Linked DNA regions of Mus musculus: region 2 is linked to region 1. A link is a loop called in an ENCODE intact Hi-C map of the cell type or tissue named here. Cell type or tissue: left cerebral cortex. All regions are shown on one strand. Each heading gives the region's core, and the rest is flanking DNA. Links, peaks and the distances in the headings are about the cores only.

Region 1 (15,038 bases), core at 3,688-11,687:
AATTTTACTTTGATCCCACAGGAACTCTGATAGTTTCTTGGTGAGTAAGGATGAAGCTGCTACCCATCTCCCTCTGGGGAAATGCCTACTCATTATTTAATAGCAATATATGTATGTACCAAGTAACCATTGTGGTATGTAAGTACAGGTTAGACAAGAGAACTTTACAAGTGCACTAAAGCATTGTGTAGTACATCAAAGTTTTGTACAGAACATCTCATAAAATGAGCTTGCTCATAAACTATGTAATGGAACTGGTCATGGTAGCACAAGCCTGTAATCCTAGCACCTGGGAGAAAGGGGACAGGGCAGGGGGACACAGAGCTCAAGGCCATCCTTATCTATATAGCCAGTTGGAGGCTAGCCTAGGCTACGTAAGACCCTCTCCTAAAAATAAGTAAATGAGCAAATCATTAAACACGGGTTTTTTTTCTGCTTTGCTTTGTTCTGTTGAGACAGGGTCTCACTGTGTAACCCTGGTTGATATGAAATTCTCTATGTAGACCAGGCTACCTTCAAACTCACAGAGTTTACCTGCCTCTGTCTCCTGAGTGCTAGGATTTAAAGCATTCACCACCATTCCTGGTCAGTCACTTCCATTTTTGACACTTTAAATGTCCTGACCACATTTTAACGGTTTTCCATGAGGCTGAAGAGATGACTCTATGGTTAAGAGAGCTTGCTGATTGTGCAAAGGACCAGAGTTCAGTTTCCCAGCACCCTTGCTGGACAGCTCACAGCTGCCTGTAACTCCAACTTCAGAAGGGCATCAGGTATCCGGTATTATTTTCTGTCTGTCCCTTTAAGCCAGTGTCTCTCCCTGAGCCTGTGGTTTGTATTTCCCTGGTTAGACTGGAAGCCAGCAAACCTCATGAACTCTCCTGTCTCCAGGTTTTCAGAGTTGGGTCTATAAGAATGCGTGGAATGCCTGGTTTGGTGTGTGGATGCTGAGATGCCAACTCCAATCCTCACAGCTTTACAAGTGCTCCTAACCATTGAGTCATCTTCTCTAGTCTCTATTCTCATGTTTTAATTTTTTACTAAATTTTTAAATTATATTTATTCCTTCATTCGTGTGTGTGTGTGTGTGTGTGTGTGTGTGTGTGTGTACCACAGCACCAGTGTGAAAACCAGAAGACAGCTTGTGGGAGTCTGTTCTTTCTTCCCATCATGTGGGTCCCAGGGATAGAACTCAACTAATCAGTCTTTGTGGCAAGCTGCCTGAGCAGCCCACTGGTCCATTGGTTTGACTTTAAAATAGATTCTTAATTCTGTGCAGTTCTGAGGCAAGATTTCCAGGTTTAAGCACACATACGCACATGCACATGTGTACGCACACATTTTCAGTTGGGGAGGGCTTTACAATTTAATTCTATTTCATGCACTTTTTAAAAAAAAATTCTCAGTCGCCAACAAATCTTAAAAACTAAAATTCTTAAACCAGTCCACTGGCAAAAATAGCTAAATTAATGGGCCAAAAAGAGTATGCAGAACTTCCGAAGTATATAAGAGCTGCAGCCAGCAGGGTGTGCTGTGGGACTGGCCTGCTGTCTTCTTTAAAACAGATTTCACCATCGGAGTTTTAAAAAGAATATTTTAATGAGAGGCTCTACCAGCAGCTGACTGAGACAGATGCAGATACTGACAGCCAGCTATTGAACTGAGGTCGAGACCCCTATTTAAGAGTTAGGGGAAGGACTGAAAGAGCTGAAGGGGATTGCAATCCCATAGGAAGAACAACAGTATCAACTTACCCAGACCCCTCAGAACTCCCAGAGACTAAGTCACCAACCAAAGAGCATACATGGGCTGGTCCGTGGCCCCAGACACATATACAGCAGAGGATTGCCTTGTCTGGCCTCAGTGGGAAAGGATGCACTTAATCCTGTAGGAACTTGATACCCCAGGGAAGGGGGATGCTGGTGGGGTGAGGTGAGGGTGGGTAGGTGGATGGGGAGCACCTTATCAGAAGAAAAGGGGAGGGTAGAGGAGATGAGGAACTCGGGGGAGAGGGGGACAAGGAGGGGGGGCAACATTTGGAATGTAAATAAATAAAATAATTTAGTTTTAAAAAAGAATATTTTAAAGCTACCAAGAGACATGTTCTGGTTTGGTAGAGTAAAATATGCGAGTTAAAAATGAATGTTAGGTTTAAAACAGTGATAGGAACTCTGGGGATGAGAAATAAAGGGGCTTGCAGTTGGTGATGAGAGAGCAAAGCCACAAGAGGAAGGACAGGGCTTAGGGAAAAAACAAAGCGGTCTTGGCAGCCTCTAACTGGCACCTGCAGCCTCACCTCTTACCGGGAGTGGACCGCCCCCAGCTCCTGGCAAGGTGCTAGACGTTAGGTAACCAAGGAAAACCACCGTTGCATCTTGGTAGCTGTATCCGCCGCGGTTCCTTTGTGGTTGAATGTCTTGAAGCTGTAGTGAGGCTGTTCCCACCGGAGCAGAAAGAAACTCTCCAGGGCATCCTCCCACACGTGTGCGGTAACAAAGGGTCTGCAGCCTCAAAAGGCCTCACTCCCTTGTAATATCATTTGCATCCCTCATCTTGTGTGGCGATTATAGGAGGAAGCACCTAAAAGAAAAGAAGATCTGGCCCACTATATTTTAGACAGAAGAGGAGTCACCTTACTCATGAATATGCCACTCACCTCATAAATATTCATGCAGACTTCCTTAAAAGCCACAATACAGCATCGCGTGCTGCTCTCCACTTTGAGGCAGTCTACTCCACGCAGTCTTTGAAGTTCTTGCTTTGCTTAGCTGTGCTTAGTTTTGCTTCTACACCTTTGTTACGTAAACTTCTGCTCAAACTGAATTCATCCACTCAACAAGATAAAAACCTATGGCTGGCAAGAAGGTTGGGCAAACCTAACAATCTAGCTAGATCCCTTAAAAAGCCTGACACACTGGCACCTATTTATAATTCCAGCATTCCTATGGTGAGACGGGAGAAACCCATGAGTGTCAACTGCCTTAGAATATGCACCATGGCAGAAGCAAGAGAAACCCTGACTCAAAAACAAGGCAGAAGGAAAGAGCTGCTTCCCAAGGTTGTCCTCTCCCCCACCCCATACACTCACATAATCATGATAATAATAATAAAAATAAAAAGATTTTTAATTAGGTTTGCTTGTTTAGATGGGGGCTTTGCTATGTAGACCATAATGGCCTCAAACTCACAGAGATTCTCCCCGCTGCCTTCCTCATCCAGTGCTGAGATTAAAAACAAGTGCCACTGTACCCAGCTTTTTAAAATGTATGTATTATTTATTTTAAAAATGAAGGCTCTTTTTCTTCTTTCCCCTTCCACGCTCCCTGCCACTCCTTTTCTTCTTCTCTCTCTCTCTCTCACAATAAACCTCTAAAAAAAAAAAAAAAAAAAAAAGGCCAAGATCCATTTGTGCTTGTGCGTGCATTTAATTCCAGCACTTGAGAGGCAGAGGCAGGTGGGTCTCTCCGAATTTGAGGCCAGTCTTGTCTACTCAGTAAGTTCCAGGACAGCCAGGACCACACAGAAACCCGGTCTTGAAAACCCTAAATTAATGAATTATTTTAATTAATTATTAATTAAAAATAAGAATAAAATGAAATAGAAGCCAAGGACCTAAAGAGCCCTGCAATCTCTGCCATATTTCTCTTGTGTTGACTTCTGAGTGAACTAGTTAGTGAACTAGTTGCTAATAATTAGTTTATCAAGCAAATCAAACTGATGGAAAGCCAAATTAAAAAAAAAAAAAACTGTTGTCTAAACCCACTCATACTATTTATTTTGACACTCATGTAAGATGTCTATGTAACAAAGGGCTTTCCAACAAGACCAAGACACAGTCTCTTCTGAGGTTCATGTTTCTCCCAGAATCGCTGGTACATGGGACTGCCTATATGAAGCATCTTTGTTCCCACAACAGAGCCTAGGGCAGGTGGATGAGGGAGTGGACATTTTGCATTTCCCTTGTTCTTCATTTTGTATAGTCCAGAAGCAACAATTGCAGAGACAGAGAGTGTCTCGTTAACTTTTCAGACAAGTTTTTAGAACTCTATTCTTCAACAGATGAAGATGACAGCTTCAGTGTCATTTAATTTGTGAAAGTTTACAGAATCTTCATAATTCACCCACCCCAATTCATACCCCTAACTCCCTCCCTCTCTCTGCACCTACCTTCCTCCCTCCCTTTTCCCCTCCCTCTCTTCCTCTCCCCTCCTCTGTTTCCCTCCCTCCCTCACGTGCTCTCTCTTTCTTTCATTTTGTTTTATTTTTATTTTTGACAGGGTCTGATATAAGCTCGGCTGGTCTCAGACTTACAACAGTCTTCCTGCCTCCACCTTTCAGGTGCTGAGATCACAGGTAGGGCACGCTTGTAATTCCAGATTCAGAAAGACTATTCTTTCGGAATCAATTACTTTAGTATCCTGTAGTGGGGTGAAGGGAGAAAGTTGACCAAAGTCTCAGCAAATCTGTACTCTAGCATTCAGGAAGGAAAAAAAATAAAATAACAGGAGGATCAGGAGTTCAAGGTCAGACCCAGCTTTGTGGCAAGTTCCAGACCAGCTAGGGCTGCATACGACTCCAGTTTAGAAATGAACAAAACAAAAACAAAAATAAACACACACACACACACACACACACACTCACACACACACACACACACACCTTTAATCCCAGCACTCCAAAGGCAGAGGCAGGCAGACCTCTGAGTGAGTTCTAGGACAGCCAGGGATACACAGAGAAACCCTGTTGCTCAGTGTATACCACTTACTTTACCTTGTCCTCCAGCTTTCTTTCCAACTCTACCCCAAACTGTTATTTTTTTTCCCATGATCAAGTTGAAAACATTTATAGCCAGTATTCTGTGTATTGTCAGAATTCCCAAAGCTGAAATTAACAAGGACCATCCTATCACCCTATGTAGTTATTTGAGGTAATTCTAAGTTATAAATTACAACCTATGTAAATTAAATATACATGTTTCTTGCTAAGGGCATTTATCTTGTTTCTACTGATGGTGATTGACCTCAGAGACCTAAAATGCCAGGCCCTCTACATCTGAACTTTATTTAAACTGATTCACTTTTCTCTGAAAGAGTCAATTTATTGTTGATTTGGCCTGGGTTTTTGGAGACAGGGTCTCGCTGCATGGTTCAGGCTGGCCTGGAGTGTAGCCCAGATTTGCCTCAAACTCAAAACAATCTTTTTGTCTCAGAATTACTAGGAACTACAGGCTGCCACAACTATTCTCTTTCAATGTCTTTATTATTGCTGTTAACATTTTTTAGATTTATTTATATTATTATTGAGTGTGTGTGTCTCTGTGTGTATGTGTCTGTGGGGGGATGGGGGGTGGGTATGTGGGGGGGAGTGCGTGTGTGCATGTGTGCATGCACCAGAGCTGGCTCTCTCTTTCTACCATGCAGGACCCTGGATTTGAACTCAGGGTGTTAGTTTTGGTAGCATATTCCTTTATCCATTGAATTATCTCTTTAGCTCTTCTTGAAAGAAAGAAAAAAAGAAAGAGAAAAAGATTTATTTAATTCATTTATATGAGTACACTGTAGCTGTCTTTAGACACACCAGAAGAGGGCGTCAGATCCCATTACAGATGGTTATGAACCACCATGCGGTTGCTGGTCTCTAGATCTTCTTTTGATGGTTTAAAAATTAGTTATTGGCAAAGCTGTTTATGGGAGAGGGAGGGATAGGGGGAAGAGAAAGGGGAGGAGTAGAGGGAGAGGGAGGAAAAAAGAAAAAAGATAAAGAACAAGAAGAAGAAAAAGAAAGGGAAAGGAACCCATTTTCTTTTGGGGAATAGCCAAAAGGAAAGAGGAAAATTTTGGTAAGGTACATGTCTCTAATCCCAGCAATTTGAAGATGGAGGGGGTGGGCTGTGATGATTTTGGGACCAGCCTGGACTAAATAGTGAGACCCTGATAGAAGGAAGAAAAGAAGAAACACAGGTATTAAAAATTCCATGAATTTAAAATATCTGATAAACACTGGACATATTACTTTGTACATTAAAGACTAGGGAAAAGCTGGGCAGTGGTGGCGCACACCTTTAATCCCAGCACTTGGGAGGCAGAGGCAGGTGGATTTCTGAGTTCGAGGCCAGACTGGTCTATAGAATGAGTTTCAGGACAGCCAGGGCTACACAGAGAAACCCTGTCTCGAAAAGCTGGGGGCAGGGGGAGGTGAGAGGGGAAGGCTGGGCAAAGAGGACTTAATTAGCTGGGTAATGAGGGGTTAAAATGTTTTCAGGTTGTTAGTGGGGCTGCCTCTAGTTTGTCAAGGACTAACTGAAAGAGGAGTCAGTGAGGACCCCTCTGTACTTGGACTACAACACTATACCGTGGCTACAACAAAGAACCAGGCCTAAAAACAAACATCCAAAGCACCCAGGCCAGGGAGTGCTTGTCTGCTAAAAGCACTTTAGAGTGCACCCTCTCCTGGAGGGGTGAAGAAACCTCCTCTTACAGGCCTGGTGCCCCTGGCACTGAGAAATTGGACATGGTCAGGTCACTTGTGTTTGGCAAACTCCCTTTTGGCATCTGGTAAGAGAAATTGCTCAGGACTTGAAAATAGATCTGTGTTCCCAGAGTGCAGCTGTTAGCACTTTGCTGGAGGCAAGTGAGGCCCATCTGGTTGGTGGTTTTTTTTTTTTTTAATACCAGTCTGTGTGCCATCCATGCTGAATATGTAACAATTGTGCCAAAAGACATCCAGATAGCATGCCACCATGGAGAACACGATTAAGAATCCTTTATTCATTCTCAAAAAGAAAAACCCCACAAAACAAAAAACCTCATTTTCCTTTTCCTGTTATTGGTAGTTTTGAATGTTTGATTTTCCCTGCCACCTCATGGGACCTAACAGTACTGAAATATATAGCTGGGAGTAGAAAAACACAAGACAGAAATCAGGTATTGGCAGCTTTTTCCATTTTCTATGTGTGTGGTTGTTTTTTTAATATTAATACAGAAATCTAAAGCATTAATGTAAATTTAAAAATTTACATGAGAGAGTCCAAGTGTTTACCTTGGCAACAACGATCAACAAACTCATTCAATTTTGTTGTTTGCTTGTTCTGTTTTTGAGACAATGTCTCTCTGTAGCCCCGGAAGTCCTGGAACTCCATAGGTAGATCAGGCTGACCTCAGACTATAGAAATCAACCTGCCTCTGCTTTCTGAGTGCCAAGATTAAAAGCATGCTCTACCAAGTCTGGCTTCCTGTTCAATCTTTCTTTTTCTCTTTGTCTTGGCAGCAGGCGGGCAGGCATAGTGCTAGAGCTGTAGCTGAGAACTTATATCTTGATCCGCAAGCATGAGATTGAGAGAAAGCTAACTTGGAATGGCATGGGCTATTGAAACCTGAAAGCCTTCTCTCTCTGTGACACACCTCCTCTAACAAGGCCACACCTCCTCTACAAGACCACACCTCCTCCAACAAGGCCACTCCTCCTCCAACAAGGCCACACCTCCCCATCCTTCCTGACCAGTTCCACCAACTCAGGTCAACTACTCAAACATATGAGTAGCTCCCTCTTCTCCTCTTCTTCCTCCTTCCTCTGGAGCACTGTGCCCCCCACATAGAGCCTCACCCATGTATAGATGAGTGTTCTTTCACTGAGCTACAGTCCCAGCTCTGAACGCATCAAACTTTTCTTAAAACTACTAGTGAGAAGCTGAAGAGATGGCTCAGCAGTTAGGAATGCCGGCTGCTCTTGCAGAAGGTCTGGGTTCAGATCAAAGCACCTGTCTTGTTAGGGTTTCTATTACTGTGACAGGATACCTTGACCAAGGCAACTCTTACAAAGGAAAGCATTTAATTAAGGCTGCCTTACAATTTAGAGGTTTGGTCCATTGTCATCTCATGGCAGGAAGCATGGCAGCACACAGGCAGATGTGGTACTGGAGAGGTAGCTGAGAGTTCTACATCTGGGTCAGCAGACAGCAGGAAGACAATGCAACACTGGGTCTGGCTTGAGGATCCAAGCCCTCACTCAGTGAAACATTTCTTCCAACAAGGCCACGCCTCTTATTAGAGCCATGCCACAGACTTATGGGGGCTATTTTTATTCAAACCATCACAGTAACCATGACAGAGGGCTCCCAGTTGCCTGCAATTCCATTTCTAAGGTGTCTAATGGCCTTTTCTGTCTTCCAAGGGTGCTCATCCCTACACACACACACACACACACACACACACACACACACCACAGACGAAAAACAAAACTAGTGTTCTAGTTCACTTTCTACTCAATTATTTAACAGGGATTTTTTTCAGTTCTAGTTTTATTTTTAGGTTTGGGGGGTTTTGTTTGATTGGTTGTTTGGTTTTTTGGGTTTTTTGGTTTTGTTTTTTTAAAGATTTTTTTCTTTATTTTATGTATGTTGCTCTCTTCAGACACTCCAGAAGAGGGCACCAGATCTCATTATAGATGGTCATGAGCCACCATCTGGTTACTGGGAATTAAACTTAGGACCTCTAGAAGAGCAATCACTGAACCATCTCTCCAGTTCCTTATTTTTCTATCTTCAAGACAGAGGCTCACACGTAACTTTGGTTGGCTTGGAACTTGATATATAGACCAGACTGGCCTCGAACACGTAGAAACTTGCCGGCCTCTGCCTCCTGAGGGCTAAGATTAAAGGTGTGTGCAACCACACCCCATCCATGACAGAGGTGTTAATTTAATGTTTAATTCTTCATATTCCACATAATATCACTTGTGAGCTAGATGTATATTGTCTGTGAAATGATCCTCTGTTACTTCAAGTGTGTAAAACTGTACCTCACCAATACTTACATGTGTTTTTCTCAGAATGCATCTCTACCTCTAAATGAAGCTTAGCTCAAGGGGATGATCTCCAAGTTCAAGGCCACCCTGGTCTAGAGAGCTGGTTCCAGGACAACCAGGGCTACACAGAAAAACCATGTCTTGAAAAAGAAAAAACAACAACAATAACAACAAAAAGTGGCCGGGCGTGGTGGCACACGCCTTTAATCCCAGCACTCGGGAGGCAGAGGCAGGCGGATTTCTGAGTTCAAGGCCAGCCTGGTCTACAAAGTGAGCTCCAGGACAGCCAGGGCTATACAGAGAAACCCTGTCTGGAAAAACCAAACAACAACAACAACATCTTTTTAAGGCCAAGTCTGTAGGGGCTGGAGTGACAGCTACAGTGTACTCATATACATAAAGTAAATAAATAAATCTTTAAAAAAAAAAAAAAAAAAGACCAAGCCAGTAATCTCAGCACTTAGAGGCTGCGGTAGAAGGATTAGGAGTTTAATGATAGCCTCATCTTCAAAGTGAGTTTGAGGCCAGCTCAGTCTACAAAACAACAATAAAAAAAGACAGGTCTGAGGATGCTGCTCAGCTGGTAGAGTGGTTGCCTAGCAGGCACATAGCTCAGGGTTCAGTCTCGAGCACCTAGTGAACTGGCTAAGGTGGCACACAGCAGTTATTCCATCCCTGGGGAGGTAGCTAAGGAAGAATCAGAAGTTCAAGGTCATCCTTGGCTACACAGCAAACTGGACAGCAGCCTGGGATACATGAGATTCTGTTTCCAAAACTCAAAGCAAGACAAAACAATAACAGAAACACCTTTTCCCCCTCGCCATAAAACTAAATCTTAATATATAGTCAAGGTTAGACCTCCAAGTTGTTTTAATTATTTATTTGACTTATTTACTATTTGTTTGTAATGATGCACATGTGGAGGTCAGAGAACTGTTTTTGGAAGTTAGATCTCTCCTTTCTATAACAGGCCCCTAGACCTTAACACAACTAACTCCATGATGAACATACCATTCAGGCCGTTTAACTCAGCATAAAGCACCACCAACCAAAATGAAAACAAAGGCCTAATCCATCAAAGTCCATAGTAACAGGAAAGTCTCTAAATGTACTAACCTTGCTATTTAGTTTCTGAAGTTCTGCTTCTAGCTAACTGTTCTTGTTAACTGGAGTGTGTCAACCCAGAACATGCTTTTTGTTTTGTTTGGTTTTTTGGTTTTTTTTTTTTTTTTTTTTTTTTTCGAGACAGGGTTTCTCAGTGTAGCCCTGGCTGTCCTGGAAGTCACTCTGTAGACCAGGCTGGCCTCAAACTCATAAATCCACCTGCCTCTGACTCTCAAGTGCTAGAATTAAAGGTGTGTGCCACCACTGCCCGGCTCAGAACATGCATTTTTGTGTTTAAAAGCTTACTCTGTGAAAGGCTCAGTGCTATATTGGGATCCCAGACATCCAGTGTAGTAGCTGGCCTGCTAAGGACTTTCTATTGGCTTAAACCTATATCAGAGCAATCTTCTCTGGTGGATACCCTATAATACTTTCACCTTGTGAGTTCTGGGGATCAAACCCAGGTTATTGGGCTTCAATGGCAAGTGCTTTACCTGAGGAGCTATCTCAATGGCCCTTTTAGAGACAAGCTCTCCATCTGTAACTCAAGCTGGGCAGGAACTCATATGTGGTCCAGGTTGGCAATTCTCCATCACAGGCTCTTAATACTGGCATGTAGGCATGAGTCACAATACTCAGCCTGAAGCTTGTAAAGAACAATTCATTCTTTCATAATTGTATACATGTCTAACAATCATATTACTCTTACTACCTCATAGCCTCTCCCCTGCTACTGAACGCTTTCTTTTTAATAAGCCACTCTCCTACAACACCTCTCTCCCTACCCCTCCCTATCTCTGCCTAGAGATGAAAACCTGGACTGGAGAGATGTGTCAGTGAACAGCTCTGGCTGCTCTTCCAGAGGACCCAGATTCAATAGCCAGAACCCACGTGGCAGCTCACATCTGTCTGTAACTCGAGTTCCAGGGTTTCTGACACCTTCACACAGACATACATACAATCAAAATACAAATGCCCATAAAATAAAAATAAATCATATATTAAGGTTTTTTTTTAAACAGGTCTGTAGAAATGCCTCAGTGGTTAGGAGCACTAGTTGCTCCTACAGAGGACTCAGGGCTTGGGTTCGGTTCCCAGAACTCATAGGTAGTTCACAACCAACGATTACTCTACTTCAAAGGGGCTCCAATACCCTCTTCTAACCCCTGTGGGTACTGTGTACTCTTGTGCAAGCAAAACCCTCACATACATAAAGTAAAATAAATACACAATCTAAAAAGAATGAAAAGAAAAAATGATTCATTTATTTTATATGCTTGAGTATTTTACCTGCATGTATGTATGTGCACTGCATGCATGTCCACAGAAAAGGGCATCAGATCCCCAGAACTGTAAGCTACCACATGGGTGCAGTGAGTGAAGTGGGTTTTACTATATAGCCCTTGATGGCCTAGAACTCACTTTGTAGACCAGGCTGGACTCCAACTCACAGAGATCTATGGTTAAGAGCATTTATTGCCTATTTTGATATCAGACATGGAGATGCAGAGTTTGGAGTTTGGCCATCTGGTTTTAGCCTTGCTTTGGTCCAGTATTTCCTCACTATACTCAGTTTCCTCCTTTTTGGAATGGCAATGTATACTGGAATTGTGTGTTGGAAGTATGTTGATTTTGATTTTACAGGGGGGTGCAGTTAATAGATCACTGAGTCTCAGAAGAGACTTTAAACTTTGCACTTTTAAACAATATTGAGACTGTGATACCTCTATAGGCTCACGTGTTTGAATGCTTAGCCACCAGGAAATGGATCTGTTTGAGAGGGTTATGAGTTGTGGCCTTGTTAAAAGAGGTATATCACTGGGAGGGTGGGCTACGAGGTTTCAAACCTCCAAGCCAGGCATAGTCTCCCTCTCTGCCTTTGGATCAGGATGTGGCTCTGTACTCCTTCTCCAGCACCTCCAGCACCACACCTGCAATGCCTGCCACCATGCTCCTACCATGATAATGATGAACTAAGCCTCTGAAACTGTAAGCCAGCATCAATCAAATGCTTCCCTTTATAAGAACTGTGGTCATGGTTTCTCTTCACAGCAATAGAACAGAGACTAAGAGAGAGGTCCAGATGTGAGGGCTGCTGCTAGCTCAAGGTCCGTCTGAGCTACATGATGAGATCGCCTCAAAAAGAAAAAAGGAGAACAAAAACATCTTTTTAAATGGTAAAATTGATGTAACTGCTAGTATCTTGTCTTCGCTTTTGCATTTCAAAATGTTAATATGTTTTAATTTAGATAGGGGCCCATCAAATGTAAGACAAGCCTTCCTGCTATTGGCTATACCAGGGTCAACTTACAGTGAAGGTCACTAGGATTCGAAGTTCAACAGGGAAAAGAAAGATACCCACATTCCAAGACAGCAAGCTCATCACACAATGTTTCTACCACCCAACTTTTTATTTCTATTTTATCTTTTAAGACAGCATCTTGTTGTACAGCTTAGATTGGCCTGGAACTCTTGGTGACCCTTTTGCCTTGTCCTCTTAAGGGCTGGAATTATAGATGTGAGCCACTCCAACTGTCTAGGTCATACTCATCATCTCACAGAGTAGGTTTACCTGACATTTGTTTTTTATAAATTTTGTTTATATTTAACACTTGAATACCATGACTGAGTTGTGCTTGCCAAGCTAGTACCTAGCTATGCTACTAACGACGAGTAAATACCAAGAGAGCTTTAAATGTTAGGGGCTGCTTTCTTTTTCAGTGTAACATTAAAGATGTACATGGTAGGGCTGGAGAGAAGACTCAGTGGTTATGGTTACAACCATCCCTAACTCCAGTTCAAGGAGATCTGATGCCTTCTTCTGGCCTCCACGGGCACTAAACACAAAAGTGGTACACATTTATATGCAGGCAAAACACTCAGACATAAAATAAAATGAATAAATCTAACAATTTCTTTTTTAAAAAACTATGACCCAGGTGTGGTGGCACACGCCTTCGATCTTTTGGGAGGCAAAAGAGGTAGGCAGATCTCTGAGTTCAAGGTCAGCCTGGCCTAACAAAGTAAAGTCTAGGATGGCCAGGGTTACTTACACAGAGAAGCCCTGTCTTGAAAAAAAAAACTGTGGCTCTGATGAGCTGCACTCAATGGGCCCATCAACAATCTATCATGGAGCACAGGGGTGCTTATGAGGCCACACTGGTCTCTGGGAATATATATGTAGCTAATGGTTGCTGGGGGAGGAAAGTACAATTTTTCAGTAGTGTAAAACTTGTAAGCTGCCCATAGTCATGTGAACAATCCCTTACATATGATCCTGTAAGTAACCTTATCTAAACTGACCGGGTTCCCCACCCCCTTCTCTCTTTCCTATGCCATGAATGTATCATGTATTAAAAATAGAAAAGAAGCCTGTGAGATGGCTCAGCTGGTAAGAACTTGCCACCAAGCCTGATGATCCAAAGATTCCCAGGACCCACATGGTGGAAAGGGAGAAGCAGTTCCCCCCACCCAATGTCTTCTGACCCTCCACACATCTGCCACAGGGTGTATGCATGTGTCCATGTACACACACACACACACACACACACACACACACACACAAACACTTGTGTGAAAAAAGAAAAGAAAGAGAGAAAGGGAGGAAGGAAGGGAGGAAGGAGGGAGGGAGGGAGGGAGGGAGGGAGGGAAGGAAGGAAGGAAGGAAGGAAGGAAGGAAGGAAGGAAGGAAGGAAGGAAAGAAGGAAGGAAGGAAGGAAGGGAGGGAGGAAGGGAGGGAAGGAGGGAAGAAAGGAGGGAGGGAGGGAGGGAGGGAGGGAGGGAGGGAGGGAGGGAAGGAAGGAAGGAAGGAAGGAAGGAAGGAAGGAAGGAAGGAAGGAAGGAAGGAAAGAAGGAAGGAAGGGAGGAAGGGAGGGAGGAAGGGAGGGAAGGAGGGAAGAAAGGAGGGAGGGAGGGAGGGAGGGAGGGAGGGAGGGAGGGAGGGAGGGAGGGAGGGAGGGAGGGAGGGAGGAGGCCAGGTATGGTGGGAATGCTTACAGTCTCTGTATTCAGGAAATGGAGCAAGGAGGATCAGAGCTCCAGGTGATCTTTTGCCAAAAAGCAAGTTCAAGACTGTATGAGGCTATATGAAACTGTTTTGTTTTTAAAGAGGGTGAGGGTTTTTAAAGAAAATAGAGAAAGAAAGTGTGATGGGAATGGGTAGTTTACTTGCATAGTGTGAATGAAGCCCTGGTTTTAATCTCCAGCACTGTATAAAGTGGGAATTGTGACACAGGCCTGTAACCACAGCAGGAGGATGGCAAGTTCAAGGCTTTCCTCAGCTACATGGACAATTTGAGGCTAATCAGGACTGCATGAGACTCTGTCTCCAAAAATCAGATAGAAGGAAGGAAGGAGCAGAAAGGAAAGGAAGGGAATTAATACAGTATGGTAGCTCATACCTGTATCCTAGCCTTTAGGACTGGAGAATTTGAGGTTACATGGCTCAGTATGTAGCCATTCATTTACTTGTTTGTTTGTTTGTTTATTAAATAGGGTTCCTTTAGCCTATGCTGGCCTGGAATTAATATAGTTGAACTCCCGGTCCTCTTGTTTCAATTTCCCAAGATTACAGATATGAATCACAATGCCTACTTTTTAGATTTTTAAAAATTAATATTTTATTAGTATGTTTTTATGGCTTAGCATGGTTAGCATATTTAATAGGCTCCATTGTGACATTTTCATACATGTATAGTACTTTTCCCCCATTTTAATGATTGGAGCCAGGGCTGAGGTGTAGCTCATTTGGCAAAGTGCTTATCTAGCATGTACAAAGCCCTCATGTAAATCTCCAACAGCACATACACTGGGTATAGTAGCACAGAGAGTAAAAGGAGGAGAATCAGGAGTTCAAGGCCATTTCTGAGCTATGTAGCAGACTGGAAGCCAGACAAGCAATATGAGAACCTTTGTCAACATAAATAAGGAGCTGGGCCTGGTGAGACAGGCCTGCAATCTCAGCTGTCTGGGGGCTGAAGCAGTTTTACTGAAGGTTCAATCAAGGCTTGAGTAGGGTAATAAGAAGTTCAAGGACAACCACCTGGTGACTTAATGAGACCCTGTTTCAATTTAAAGGAAATATTGTTAAAGGGCTAGGAATGAAGGTATAGCTCTGTAGCAGAATGCCTGTT
Region 2 (15,038 bases), core at 2,394-10,393, 190 kb after region 1:
AGAGAGAGAGAGTTAAGCAACTGTTAGAGATGTCTTTGGATCCAGACCAAATTCCATTAGTTCCATAGTTAGTTTGCTAGACTTTCATTGTCTGACCCCAGTGGCTACAAGATTGGATCCTAAGACTTCTTGTGAAGTCTGAACATAAGCAAAATGACTGGGTTTTCACCACAGACCATGAGAACACCCCCATACCCAGAAGTCACCCCCATCCAGACTGACAAGCACATATATAAATGCCAATGTGTACACACACACACACACACACACACACACACACACACCAGCCTTGGATGGAGACAATCCCTTTCCAGTACTCTTCAGGGGGTCTGTTCAGATAAGGGGTGCCTGAGAACTTACCACATCCCCCTTCTCACCGGCTCGGCCTGGTGGCCCTCTTGGGCCTTCTTCACCCTGGTGTGAAGACAAGAACCTAAGTCACATGAGCCCATGAAGACCAGCACCCAGTTTGAAGCCATAGACCTCCACTGTAGGGCCTAGAGACAGAAGCAGGCTTACCGGTGGCCCAGCAGCCCCGATGGAGCCCACCATGCCTTTATAGCCACGAGGACCCTGGGGAAGAGGAAAGATTGCAGATCAGTCCTAGATGGACTTCAGATCCCAGAAGCCACAGCAACTCCTTCACAGCCCCCACAGACTCACCATCTCTCCCTTGGGTCCTGCCATGCCCGGGTAGCCCCTGATGCCTTGGGGGCCCTATCAAAAACAAACAAACAAACAAACAAATGACGGTGGAGACAGCTGCGAGGCCCAACTCACTTATGCCTTTTCTGATCCCACCTCTCACGATGCTCCTTTAAAATGGGCAGAGTGTCCCTATCTCCTGCACAGTACAAAGCTGCTCAGATGTAGAGAAGAAACAGAGCATTTAAAGAAACAGTGGCAAGCCTGGACCTTAGCCTGGCCTTCTGGTGGGCAACCTTGGTCCTGTCCTCCTTATTCCTACAGCCAGCCTGTCTTTCAACGGATCCAAGTACCCCAGCCAGACACTGATATCTTTAGAAGTTAGAGGCCAAAGCAGGTGAATGGTTGCATTAAAGGGCTCCCAAGATGATAGGGGGCATGAGAGTGGGGTGCTTCTTACCGGTGGTCCAGGGATGCCTTGCTCTCCAGAGGCACCCACATCTCCCTTGGGACCCTAAGAGCAAGGAAGAGCAGTCAGACTAACAGGCGAACACAAGACAAACAGATATCAACAACCTTTCCAACACAGACAACCAGAAATGGTCAACTAGAAACCACGAAGTCCCACACCACATGAAAAAGGGACTCAATAAGAGACCCAGTGGCCTCCTGCCCCTCAGCACAGGGATCTGCCCCCTTGAACCCATAGGACAGAGGAAGGGATGAAGAAGGAGGCAGATCTCTGTAGGATTGTCTCCCTTTAATCCTTGTCCTCATCCCTGGCCCTTAGTTCTCATACTCACTGGCTTCCCCTGGCGACCAGGATCACCCAGAATCCCCCGTTTGCCTGGATGACCCTAAAAGGAAGAGTGGATTCGTCAGCCCCAGGCTCCCTCCAAGTGCCTGCTCTACCCTCCCTCCCGGGAAAAGCCACCCTTTTACCTTCACTCCTTGCAAACCCTGAGGACCCTTCACACCAGCTGGACAGTTGGTTGGACACTGGAAAGAAAATCCTATAAGGCCTTGAGGTTTCTTGCTGGTCAAGGCCAGCTGAGCAATGCTTCCCCAAACCCCCTCCCGTCTCTCACGGAAAACCCCTGTCAATTTCTCCAGACCCCATTTCTCACCAAGAAATCCGCACTCCCTTCCAAGCCCTGGATGGTTCCTGGTCGGCCCTGAGAGGAGATGTGATAAGGATGAGACCTGACCTGATCCATCCCCACGGCAAGCCACTTCCTCAGGAACATGTAGCCAATTCAAGAGAGTTGAAGACACTTACTGGTTTCCCAGGGGGCCCTGGGGGCCCTGATGGTCCCTCTGGTCCTGGATCCCCCTGGAGGCAAGAAGAGCCCAAATTTCATCCTGCTGGGACCTCGTTTGTCCTTTCTCTCCCCCCCCCCCGTCCCACTTCCTAGCACTGTCCCATCCACACCACTCTTTAGGGCACCCCCAGAAAGCTGCCACAGTAAGGAGATCCAGGAAACTAGCGGGCAGCACCAGCCCTGAGCCTCCCAAGAAGACTTGCCACAATCCCGGGTTCAGCAGGAGAGGTTCTGCCCCAAGCCTGGAAGAGTTCTTCGTGGGCCGGAAACTCCCAGAAAGCCTGACCCAGACTGCCAGCTTAGGTGTGCACGGCAAGGGGCAGAGTTAAAGGGTGACAGAGGCTCACCTTGGGGCCTGGGGTTCCAATCTCACCAGGGAGGCCAACAGGTCCAGGGGGTCCCTGTGGGGCAAAGAGATGGCTGTCCCAGATGCCTCACAAGGTCAGCCACCTTAGATGGAAAGGTAGGGACAAAAGTTTCTTCACTGTGACTACTTAAACAACTCCCAGCAGACAGAGCTTATGAGGCTGTAAGGACCAGGCTATCCCAGACTCACACTGGCCCACTCTTGACACCAACACAACATGCTGGTCATTTCTCATGATGAGGACTGCCCTCTTTCCCCAGTCTCTGAGTACCCTGCCCCTCAGAACTTACGGGAGGTCCAGCAAAACCAGGGCCCTGTGACGGAGGAAGAGGAAATCAGATTAATGGCTCCCCTCTGCAAGTCCTCCCAACCCCTAGAGGGCCTCTCCACCCCCTTGTGCATGGCACTCACCGGCAGGCCAGGGGGCCCTGGGAGCCCAGGCTGGCCCTGCAGGAGTAATGAGAGAGAAGTCAGCGGCTAGAGCCTTCTAGAATCCATACTTCCCTCTCCTGTAGCTCCTCCAAGCTCTGGCCTTAGTGTGTCGTCAGTGAGCACGCACCTTGACTCCAGGGGTCCCCACGGGACCAGGCTCTCCCTTGGCTCCCATTAAACCCTGGGGAAGAGAGAGATGGTAGGATCATTGAGGTGCAGCCTGCCCTTAATGCACAGGGCAAGGCGAGTCTAGGGGAGTCCTTAGGCTTCCACACCGGATGAAGGCCTGGGGACCATACCTTCCTCGTTCTCTTTCTCTGGTTTACTTAGGAATCCAGGGAGGCAGGCAAAACAATTATTCTTTTTATTTATTTATTTATTTTAAGACAGAGTCTCATTATGTCCAGCCTAGGCTAGCCTTGGATCTTGTTATATGGACCAGGCTGGCCTCAAACTCAAAGAGATCCGTCCTGGGATTAAAAGCATGTGCCACCATGCCTTGCAATTATCCTTTTGTTGTGTTGTTGAGATAGTAGCTCCCAGTTCACTGAGTACCCTAGGGTGACCTTGAACTTCTGACTCCTTCCCACCCACCACCCACCCCACCACCCCCACCCTCGAGTACTGAAATTACAGATGTGCCTAATTGTGATGCTGCCCCACTGCCACAGAGCTCCAGTCTCAAGGCAATTGCCCTCCTTTGAGAGACTAGAAATGAAGACTCAAACACCTGCAGGCTCAGCCTCACTCCTCATAGTTGGAGTCTAGGTACTCAGACAAGAGTCTGGACTGGTGAGGTGCTCTCGTGTCTGCTCTTCGTAACTCCAGAAAGCCTTCATCATTTTCTCATTTGCAAATAAATGAACACACCCACCTCTCTGGGCCACTGGGAAAGAGGCAGTGAGCTTTACAATCTCAGTGGGGTGTGGGTGAGGAGTACTCCCATTAATTAACCAGTCCCACCTCCCTAAAACTGTCCTCAGGAATGTGTGGCTTTGAGGTCCCTGGGGACCCTGTAATGGTGCCCCCCCCCCAGCTGTGCCAGAGCTGCAGATGGAAAAGCAAAGCAATGGGTTTGGGGTGACAGCTGGGGGGTGGGAGGGATGCGGACAGGCCACAGAAAGGCAGTATAATTCCTAGAGGCCAGAAATGTGAGTCTAAGTCTCCACCCACACCTGCAGACAATCCTGGTCCTCGCAGAAAGCAAAGCCTCACTCTGGCTCCTAGCTGCCGGAGATCCAAGGCTTCCAACAGGGTAGATATGAGACAAGAGTGAGGTCACGGTTGTATCAAATGAAGAGGCCTGACTGGCTATAGAGCCGACATCTTGCTACCCTTCTGACCAGAACATGTGTGAACAAAGGCAGAATCAGACTCTTCCCAGCCTGGGGTACTCACATCAATGCCAGGTTTCCCATCTGGACCATCTGGGCCAGGTTTGCCAGGCTCTCCTTTGGATCCCTTGAAATTAGAAGCAGAACAGATGTTAGTCAGAGGAGAGAAAGTAGCGGAACCATCAAAGGTCAAAGAAAAAAAAAAGTACTCACCGGAGGACCAACTTTACCTGGAGGCCCCTTGTCACCCTGCAAGACACAAGCCGTGAGACATGCTTCCCTAAGACATTGTGTGGACAAGCCTGGCTGGGTGGCCCCAAAGAGCTTTCTCCTCTCTCTTTTGTGCTGAAACTTGCACTTTTTAAAAAACAGCTCCCTTTGCTCAAAACAAAATTCAGCTGTACGCAGGCCTTCAGTTCCAGAACTCAGGAGGCTTCTAGAGGTATATATAAGTCTGTAAGTTCAAGGCCAGCCTAGTCTAACAGCAAATTTCAGGACAGCCAGGGTTACATAAAGAGACCTTATCTACATTAAATTAAACTAAATTAAAACAAAACAAAATAAAAGTGCATCAACACTAATCCAGCCAGCTGAGAGGGGCATTTAATCAAGTAGATTCTAGGTATGCTGTGAAGTCCCTGGGTTTCTGGTTAACCGGGAGAAATAAAGCAAATGACAAAAATAAAATAAATAAATAAATAAATAAATAAATAATAAAGCTTTTTAGAGAAATCTGAAAGGGGACTGTGGCTTTCAGTCAGGAAAACCAGAGACTCAGGACAGAGCAAGGATCAAGGGGGCCAACTTGGGGGTAGATTCAAAATGTTCTTAAGAAAGGTCTCTTTTCCGTGTGACAAAGGACCCTTGGTAGGAGCCGGGCAGGGCCGTGGAGTCAGATTTAGCCCCAGAGAGGCCCCCAGGCATTCCGCAGCCTGCAGCAAGAGCCTGGCTGGGGCCCAGCGCCCTGCGTTTGGGGGTGGGGGCACCAGACTGAATAGAAGTCTGTCCAAACCGTAAACATCCAGCCGACCTCCTGGGGGAGCTTCCAGAATGAGGTGGTTAACCCTCAGCACACTGGGAGAGCAGAAGACAAGCCCAGCTGATTCTAAACAGGGGAGCTAAAAGCAAAAGGGAGAGACAGGAGTGTGGTCCCAAGCTGCTCAGCCAGTCTACACGAGGTTCTCCAGCTACCTTAAAGAGGCATGTAGTGTGTCAGGGGACAGCACGAAGAGGAGGAAGAGAGGGAGGGGGATAAGGACACGCTGTGAGCCGAGGCCAACAGCAGAACAGCAGGCCCTTGTTGCTGGGTGGTTTTGACAGACTCCCACATTTCAAGGCTGGTTTGGGGTTTTCTCTGAACAAACAGACTCCTTGTGGTCTCTGCAGGCACCGCCTGCTGGCAACAGGGGGCGCTAAACTTCCAGGCATCCCCACCCCTGCGCTCATAAAGTTCTCCTTTGTGGATAGCCCTGCTTCCTCTCAAGTCTGAAGTTAGATACTCACGTCGATGCCATCTGAACCAGGCACTCCTGGTGGCCCTGGTGGCCCTGGAGGACCCGGCTCCCCTGGTGGACCTCTCTGAAAATACACAAGAGTGCAGCCCTCAGACAGTACGCAGAACTGGGCTCCCAGGGGCTGCTGGAGACCCCGAGAGCAAAGGTGACTAGGGCAGCATCTCCCCAAGGAGATGGTGCTTCATGGGGAGTTTGTTGAGCAGCTACTGTGTGTCAGGCACTGTGTGCCATTATGCTCTGTTACTTTATGAACTACTCAGAACTCGGGGGGGGGTACTATTAGGGGTGACAAGCAGAGGGTGAGGAAACACAAAAAGACTCAAGGCTCGTGATCACTGCAAGTGAATGCTGAAACCGTGATTACACCCTAGGTTGGCTGGCTTCTTCCCCTGGGTCACACGGTCTTTGCACTGTCACGATAGGAAATAGATGAAGACATCATTTGCTCAAATCACAGATGATGTGCAAGATGGCACCTAGCCAACGATGGCCGTTCGAACTATTGCTGTTTTCTAACCAACAACAGGTATAGCGGTGAACTGGCACCTCTCCCTCGTCCCTGGTGCAGGTAAAGAGACCTCAGAGAAGAAGGAAAGCTGGGACTCTTCCCACCCAATCCTCCCTAAGGTAGCGAACCAGCCCCGACTCAGGAAGTCCACGCGTGCCAGATGCTGGCGCCAGGTGCCCTCCCCAGGTTAAGATGTGCCAGGCTGGCGCCTCACAGGCGAACTGTACCCCTACACTAGCACTGCTTGGTGAGCGGGCCCAGCATCCCCATTTGGTCCTAAACCGGGCATCTCTTTCCTAGGGCCCAGCTGTCCCTGCGAAGTGAGGCAGAAGCCCACAGTCAGGAAACGGACATATTGGGGCGACAGGGAAGTCTGGCTGGAGCCTGGGTCCCTTAGGAGACTCCGGGGGCGGAGGCTCCGCTGTCGACTGAATAGCCACCATTGTCTCCGCACCACCTGGGCTCTCTCCACTGCCAGGCCCCCGCGCCATCTCCTGCTCGACGCTGCCTGTCCCAGGCAAGGCCAAGCATCCCGAGGCAAGGTCCCTCTGGTTCCCGGACTAGTCAATCTCCCTTCACCGCGAGCGGTTTGCCGGGTATGCATCACCCCAGCGGCTCTGTCCTCAGCTGCCCCTCAGGCTAGGGACAGACTAGAACAGGTCCTAAAGACTCCAGGATCCTAAACCCAGGCTCTGCACCAGGGACGGCGGAGACAGAGAAGTGACAGGACTTACGATCTGAGCCAGGGCGAGCCACAGCACCTGGAGGAGAACGAACAGGCTGCGGGGCGCGGGCACGGCGGTCATGGCGAACAGCGGGTTCTGGAGCGGGGGTCCAAGCACCGATGGCGGGGGCTGCTTTCGGAGCCTCGGACTGGATCTCCCGAAAACGCAGCTAGACGGGCCGGGGCGGGGACCTGCAGGCCTGTCACCTGAGAGCACTGTGGGGAGGAACTGTCCAGCTCCGCCCGGTCAGGGGCGGATCTTCTGTGCCCACCCTGGGTCTGCATTCTGAGTTTGACCAGACGCCCCAGCTGGGAAGTCCCGGGGGCATCTCGGGGTACGGGACTACTTTCTGTGTGAAGAGCAGAAGTCCATTCGAAGTCCCTTTCCTCCTTGCCTCCAAGATCAAAGCCTTCCTCCTGGCCCTCAGCCCCATCCTTTCCCCGGGCAAGCTTGTCTGGGTCCTTTATCCTCCAGAGCCTCAACCATCTCAGGTTCTGGAGACCTGGCCAGGACTCCACCAACTCCATCTTTTCTAAATTGGCTCAGTCCTCTCCACAAACAATCAGGTCCCTGCCATATTAAAACACACCAACATCTTTCTTGAATCTGCCACCTCGGGAATTCCCCATCTGCCTCTTCTCTCCCCCTCCACCATCAATTCCATTAGAGTTGTCTGTGGCCTCTAAATTTCCCTTTCCTCTCGCCTCCCTGCTTCCATCGACCAGTGCGATCCGAACATCTTCCATCCTTGAGGCATCCTGTTAGCATTTGGATCTGCCCTTGGCAATGCCAGTCCTTCACGTCTTCTCTCCCAAGCATCCACCAGGCATCCACCCCATGTGACCTTGTACAGTTATATCCTTTGAAGACAAGTTTTTATCTATGCGAATGAGTGTTTTGCCCTCAGGTATGACCCTGTCCCATGGGGGACCAGACATCCTTGGAACTGGAGTTGTAGAAAGGTGTAAGCTCCTACGTGGGTGCTGGCAACAACCTGGGTTTTTGCAAGAAGAGCACGAGCTCTTCAGCAGGGAGCCATCTCTCCAGATCCCTACAATTACATATTAAGGAGGAGTACATGTTCTATGAAAAGTGTCCCTTAGACTATCAAACACCACAATGCATAGTCACACAAACTAAAATGGACCTGGGCTATCTAACCGTGTGGAACCACCTGCATGTGTGAGGTCCACTGTCAGCCAAGTGACACGATTGTCTTTCTCCTCAGCGGCACCTGCATGCTGCTGTCTCCTGGACTGGGAGAGACTTCTCCCTCACCCCCTTTCAACTGACCTCCCAAGTTCATGGAAACAGCCACCACTTTATTCAGTAACACCCCAAACCCACCTGTCTGGTCACCTCGGTCCAGAGCCCCTTTCTCCTCTCCTTCTCTTCCACTCACTGGCTAAGGGCAGTGGATCTCATGCAGCCACTAACCACAGTTATGACCACAGACACCTCCATGACATAAATGAAGTCTTAGTTTCCTCCTCTGTAACTGGGAACAACATGGTCCCTATCTTAAAGAATTTGCTTGAAGATTGAAGGAGCTGATGGTGGCAGCTGCTTAATGTGACAGCAGTGCGCTGTGACCCTCAGTATCATTTGCTCTTGGTATCCAACTGGCCTCCAGTATGGAAACTTGACCACAAGCAAATCAAGTGACCTGGCCAAGGAGGAGGCCTGGACAGATGGCTCCACAGATAAAAGCACTCCTTACTTTTGTAGAATTTGGGGATTTGCATCCCACATCAGATGGCTCCCAACTACCTGTACCTCCTGTTCCATAGAATCCAATGCTCTCTTCTGGCTTCCATGGGCAACAGCAAACATGCAGTGAACATATAAGCACATGCACATACACAAAACACATAAACACGTGTAAAAATCACCCTCCACATTTCCTTTTCTTAAGTATGTTATGAAGCCGGGGAGATGGCTCAGTGGTTAAGAGCACCAGCTGCACTTGCAGAGGACCAAGTACCCACATATCAGCCTATAACCATTTCTAACTCTGTTGAGCGCGCCCCCAACTCGCCAGCAAGAACGACGCCACAGCAGGATCCTTCTGCACACGTTTATTCAGTCCTGTTTCTTCTTTCTTTATATCTCCCTTGTTTATATATCTCCCTTGTTTTTACATCTCCCTTGTTTATATCTCCCTTGTTTTTATATCTCCCTTGTTTTTATATCTCCCTTGTTTATATATCTCCCTTGTTTTTATATCTCCCCCGAACCCTGGGCCTCTCACTCCTTTTTATACTCTCTCTCATCCACGCACCGCAGGCCATGCCCCCTCACCAGGCACGCAGCTTCAGCTAATCAGGGCAGCAGGGGCAAATCTCCACCAAATTGGATTCACCTGTATCCTGGTACACCTTCGCAGCACTCAAGATGTTTGTGTCTTATATGAGGAAGTCAGGTGCAAGTCATATGACTTAGCTGCAGTCCCTGGCGCCTTTGGGACTGCCGCCACACCCGCTCCCCACATAACTCCAGTTCCAGGGTTGGATGCCCTCTTCTAATCTATTAGGGCACCAGGTACCCAGGTGAAACACAGACATACATGCAGGCATGGTACATACACATAAAATAAAATAATAATTTTAAATTATGTCACACAAAATAAATAAAATGTTATATACATAAAAAAGAATTGGGCTGGTGAGATGGCTCAGTGGGTAAGAGCACCCGACTGCTCTTCCAAAGGTTCGGAGTTCAAATCCCAGCAACCACATGGTGGCTCACAACCATCCGTAACGGGCGGTGGTGGCGCACGCCTTTAATCCCAGCACTTGGGAAGCAGAGGCAAGTGGATTTCTGAGTTCAAGGCCAGCCTGGTCTACAAAGTGAGTTCCAGGACAGCCAGGGCTACACAGAGAAACCCTGTCTCAAAAAACCAAAAACCAAACAAACAAAAACAACCATCCGTAACGAGATCTGGCTCCCTCTTCTGGAGTGTCTGAAGACAGCTACAGTGTACTTACATATAATAAATACATGAATCTTTAAAAATATTTTTAAAAACTGTTAAAGTTTCAATAAAGTAGTTTATCTTAAAAAAAAAAAGACTCAATAGTTCAAGGCCAGTCTTGAATATGCAGCAATGTTAAAGGTCAATCTAGGAATCATGAGATCCTAACTGCCCTCCTAACCCCCCCCCCCCGCCCCCTGCAAAAAGTTGAAGCATAGTTGCTGACACTTTGAATCCCAGCACTCTCCAGGCAGAAGCAAGGAACCCCTGTGAGTTGCAGGCCAGCCTAGGCTGAATATAGTGAGTTTCAGGCCAGCCAGGGCTACATAGGAGACCTTATCTCAAAATGGAGGAAGAAGAAAAAGAGGAGGAGGAAGATAGTTGATATCATCTCCAGGATGAAAATTCCCAGACCTTGAACTCCTTCTTATGCTCTGCCCACCACAGGAATTTCCCTTCAAATATAAGCCTGACAATGAGAGGCCACAGGGTCAGTCAGGGGCTAGTCCAGAAAGGACTGATGCGACAGGTTTGATACAGCAAATCCACAGGATATGGAAATGTCTTCCATGAGGTCCAGAGAGAAAAGAGAAGAAAGGCAGGTGCCCCCTTTGCATTTTGTCAGATTTAATGCAGGGTTTCTTTTCATTACTTCAAGTTGAAGTTGTACTTACAGGGTTGCTTCCTATTTGAACAGAGATGGAATTTGGTTTGCAGTTTGTCTTAGTCAGGGTTTCCATTGCTGTGCTGAAACACCAAGACCAAAACGCATCTTGGGGACAAAGGGGTTTATTCAACTTACACTTCTACATCATAATCCACTTATTGAAGGCAGTCAGGACAGAAACTCAAGCAGGGCAGGAACCTGGAGGCAGGAGCTGATGCAGAGGTGGTGGAGGATGCTGCTTACTGGCTTGCTCCTCATGGCTTGCTCAGCCTGCTTTCTTAAAGAACTCAGGACCACCAGACCAGTGGGCTGGGCCCTCCCCCAACCATCACTAATTAAGAAAATAGCCAGATCTTAGAGAGGCTTTTTCTCAACTGAGGTTCCCTCCTTTCAGATAACTTTATCTAGTCTCAAGTTGGCATAAAACTACTTAGCACACAACTCTTATGCTCCGAGCCACAGGGTTTTTTTTTTTTTGTTGCTGTTGTTTGGTTTGGTTTGGTTTTTCAAGACAGGGTTTCTCTGTGTAGCCCTGGCTGTCCTGGAACTCACTTTGTAGACCAGGCTGTCCTTGAACTCAGAAATCTGCCTGCCTCTGCCTTCCGAGTGCTGCGATTAAAGGTGTGAGCTAATCTCCTTGCTTTTCTTTTCTTTTTGTTTCCTATTCTTTTCCACAGGAACTCATGTAGCCCAGGCTAGCCTTCAACTTGGATGATCTCCAACCTCTGAGCCTCCCATTTCTACCTCCAGCGTGCTGGACCTATAGGTCTGGCAGCCACACTCTGCATTCATCACACTGTTTTTTTTGTTTTGTTTTGTTTTGTTTTGTTTTGTTTTAAGCATATCTTATTCCTGGGTTCATTGTAAATTTGTTACAAGCTGTTCATATTTTACTTTAAAGAGCCCATTGATTTCCCCCTGAGAAATATAAATGAGATGCTTTATTTCCAGAGGAACCTTAATTTTATTTTATTTTATTTATTTATTTATTTATTTATTTGGTTTTTCGAGACAGGGTTTCTCTGTGTAGTCCTGGCTGTCCTGGAACTCACTCTGTAGACCAGGCTGGCCTCGAATTCAGAAATCTGCCTGCCTCTGCCTCCCAAGTGCTAGGATTAAAGGAGTGTGCCACCATGCCCGGCTAATATTTTTTTATTCTTAGAGTTGGGATTCAATAATACAGCAAGTCTAGTCTTTTAAAATAAATGATTTGTTCTTTTTGTAATGGTCCATGGGGGAGAGGGACACGTGTGTAGGCTAGAAGAGGGCATTGGATGTCCCAGAGCTGGAGCTGCCTGATCGGGTGCCTCTGCAAAGGCAACTTTTCACATCAGAGCCATCCCTCAGCCCCAGAGCTCTGGCTTCCATTCACATGTCAGTGCAGCTAGAGGTAAGATGCAAGCATTTTGTGCCTGTCTGCAGCCCTGTGGCTTCTAAACTGGAGTCTGGAGTTTGTTTGTTTGTTTGTTTGTTTGTTTGTTTGTTTGTTTTTTAAAGACGGTCACGCGTGTCCCATGCTGGCCTCAGACTTTGCAATATACCCAAAGATGACCTGAAACTTCTGATCCTTCTGTCTTGCCATCCTTGGTGTTGAGACTGTAGGTGTGCACCACCATGCTTGGTATATGCAGTGCTGGGGATTGAACCCAGGGCTTTGTGCATGCTAAGCAAGAACCTACAATCTGAGCCACAGCCCCATCTTTGAGCTCTGGAATTGTAGACTATTTGCTCTTGAGCTGATTGGCATCACTGGGGAGTGAAGTCTCTGTTCTTTGTCACCATTATAGCCATGTCACTCTAGAGCCCAGTGACTTTCAAAGAACTCAAAAGGTAAAGAATAACATCTGTCTCACTTCTCAACCTATTTCCTGTCTCTGGGACTTGTCTTTCTATACATCCAGAATTGTGGTGCAGTTGCTCATCCAGGCCTGAGCGCTTGCTTGCCCTGTTGTCTCTAGCACTTAATTCCTCTGGTGGCAAGAGCAGCTTTAATTCATCAGAAACATCTTAATTGTGTTGTAACCCGGAATTACTGATCCTAGAGAGACTTCAGTGTTGTACAGACAGTTTGCCTCTGTGCCCCCACCCCCATCCTCCCTTGCCCTTCCCCAGCATTAGAATGGCACTCAACACCCCTGCTGATAAGCAGCGAAACTCCAGGTGCCTGTCCTTGAGACCTTAGAGAAATAACATGCTCAAGGAAGACCATGGGAAAAAGGTAAACAGAGGTCAGGTCACAGACAGTGACGACTGGCCATGAAATTAGTCCTTGAACAGACACCCATTAACCCCCTCCTACTTCAGTACTGTTCCACCCTCTACTCCCCTTTTCTGTGAATATTCACACTATTCCTATACTGTATATAAACCCAATGTTTTCTGGACTCAGGGTCGCTTGCCAGCATTCACGCAGTGAGTGCTAGGTGGGCAAACCGAGTTCGAACTAGAAAATAAAAGAAGCTTTTGCGAGTTGCAATGGACTTTGCAATTCTTGGGCTCGTCTGGGTTTCCCGTGAACTCAGGGCACAACAGTGGAAATACAGTTCCACTAGAAATTGAACGCTAGGTTAGCAAGATGATTGTATTTGGTTAGCTGGTGTTACTGTGATAAAACACTGACCAACAGCAACTTAGGGAGGAAAAGGTTTATTTCAGCTTCTAGCTTGCAGTTCATCATCAAGGGAAGCCTGGACAGGGGCTGCAGGCAGGAGCTGAAATACACACACACACACACACACACACACACACACACAGAGAGAGAGAGAGAGAGAGAGAGAGAGAGAGAGAGAGACTAATCAAGGCAATGCCCCACAGGCTTGCCTACAGGTATTTTCTCAACTGAATTTCCTTCAGCCTGTGTCAAGTTGGGGAGGAGGGTGGGCAGTGGAAGAACTAACCAGTACAGTTACTTAGTGAGGCCAGAAGAGGGCACTGGATCCCCTGGGGCTGGAGTTAAAGGTGTTTTGCTTTGAGACAGGATCTCAAGTAACCAAGCATGGCTTCAAACTCACTATTTGCCTCGCGTGGTGGTTTGAATGAGAATAACCCCTTTAGGTTCATCTGTTTGAATACCTGGTCCCCAGTGGTACAACTGTCTGAGAAGGATTTGGCCTTGTTGGAGGAGATGTATCACTTGGGGGAAGACTCTGAGGGTTCAAGAGACTCACTCCATTCCCAGGGTGCTCTCTCGGCCTCCTGCTGTCGGTTAGAGATGTGAGCTCTCAGCTGTTCCTGCAGCTATGCCTCCAGTCTGCCATCATGGACTCTAACCCTCTGAAACCGTAAGCCCAGTTGAACGCTTTCTTCTCTAAGTTGCCCTGGCCACGTGTTTTGTTACAGTCATAGAAACGTAACTAAGACACATATGATGGTCTTGAATCCCTGATCCATCTGCCTCCATCTCCCAAGGGCTGGCATTACACGTATGCAGCACAACTCCCCGATGGACCCCTTGTTCTTATGGTTGATTTTAATGTCAACTTGTCACAAATTAGACTCACCTCAATAGGGAGCCTCACCTAAAGAGTTGTCCTGATGTCCATGATTGATGTGAGAAGGCCATTTAGGGGTGGCATCTTTTGGTAGCTGCCCAGATTTTAAAACTTTTCCTCTGCTCTCTTCTTGCTTGGCCTCCCTCTTGTTGCTGAGTGGCTTTGCCCCCTTGCTGCTGCTACTTCTGCTGATTCCTTTGCTAACAGTAGAACCAATTCTTCCAAGCTTTTACGGTAGACTAGCCTATCTTTAGGAACCTTCAGGTTCCTGGTGCCATACTGAAACTACTGAGGCACCCTGCCTCATGGTCTGAGAAGCTAATGGTTGTCACACACCAATGAAAGACAGCTGTTCTAGAACTCCTCTGACTGTTGGGGCTCCCAGAATCAAGGGCCAAGTAACTTCTGAGTTCTCGGGTACAATTTGGCTGTTGTTTCTGTCTTAAAGCTCACTTAATAAATTCTGAATATGTATATGTATATATATGTGATATTGATATATTTATATACTTATACATATCGATGTGTGTGTGTGTGGTGGTTTGAATAAGAATGGCTCCTGTACAGTCATGAGTCTGATCGCTTGGCCCATGGGGAGTGACACTATTGGGAGATGTAGATTTGGAAGAAGTGTGTCACTTTGGGATCAGGCTTTGAGGTCTCCTATGCCCATTGTGGAGCACAGTCCCCTTCAGATGCCTGTTGATCAAGACATAGAACTGTCAGCTCCTTCTCCACCACCACGTCTGCCCGGACACTGCCATGCTTCCCACCACAGTAATAATGGATGACCCTCTGAAACTGTAAGCCAGCCCAAATTAAATGGTTTCTTTTATAACAGTTGCCATGGAGTCTCTTCACAACAATAAAACCCTAACTAAAACTCTGTGTGTGTGTGTGTGTGTGTGTGTGTTCATCCCCCTTGGTTCTGTTCCTCCTGAGAGCCCTTACTAAAACATTTTTTGAAATTTAAGTATTTTTTTAAATGTAGGCGTGCTCTGTCTTCATTACACCTGTATGCCAGAAGAGGGCAACAGATCCCTTTATAGATGCTCATAA

What was found. Peaks named below come from ENCODE experiments on the same cell type or tissue, not always from the same donor. Only the 100,000 strongest peaks of a DNase experiment are listed, where the experiment ranks them.
Region 2: it touches region 1 in a loop (2.7-fold over the local background); 7 of 42 quality-filtered maps call a loop at or near these places.

What each region holds. Positions count from the first base shown.
Region 1 is chr4:121,218,792-121,233,829 of GRCm38, reverse strand. Gm30102 (a long non-coding RNA gene) reads right to left here and starts at 2,910. Exons shown (of 4, transcript XR_868091.1): 1 at 2,657-2,910; 2 at 2,297-2,580. In left cerebral cortex, for the core only: a CTCF peak has its summit at 8,419 (motif pointing right); a DNase peak (open chromatin) is centred at 6,621.
Region 2 is chr4:121,031,605-121,046,642 of GRCm38, reverse strand. It overlaps Col9a2 (collagen, type IX, alpha 2), which reads right to left and starts at 7,077. Exons shown (of 32, transcript NM_007741.2): 1 at 6,857-7,077; 2 at 5,604-5,678; 3 at 4,314-4,349; 4 at 4,165-4,227; 5 at 2,894-2,947; 6 at 2,746-2,781; 7 at 2,625-2,648; 8 at 2,315-2,368; 9 at 1,925-1,978; 10 at 1,773-1,820; 11 at 1,588-1,644; 12 at 1,449-1,502; 13 at 1,106-1,159; 14 at 664-717; 2 more. The coding sequence starts at 6,928. In left cerebral cortex, for the core only: CTCF peaks have their summits at 5,503 (motif pointing right) and 9,854; DNase peaks (open chromatin) are centred at 5,112, 5,489 and 6,656; H3K4me3 peaks cover 690 bases.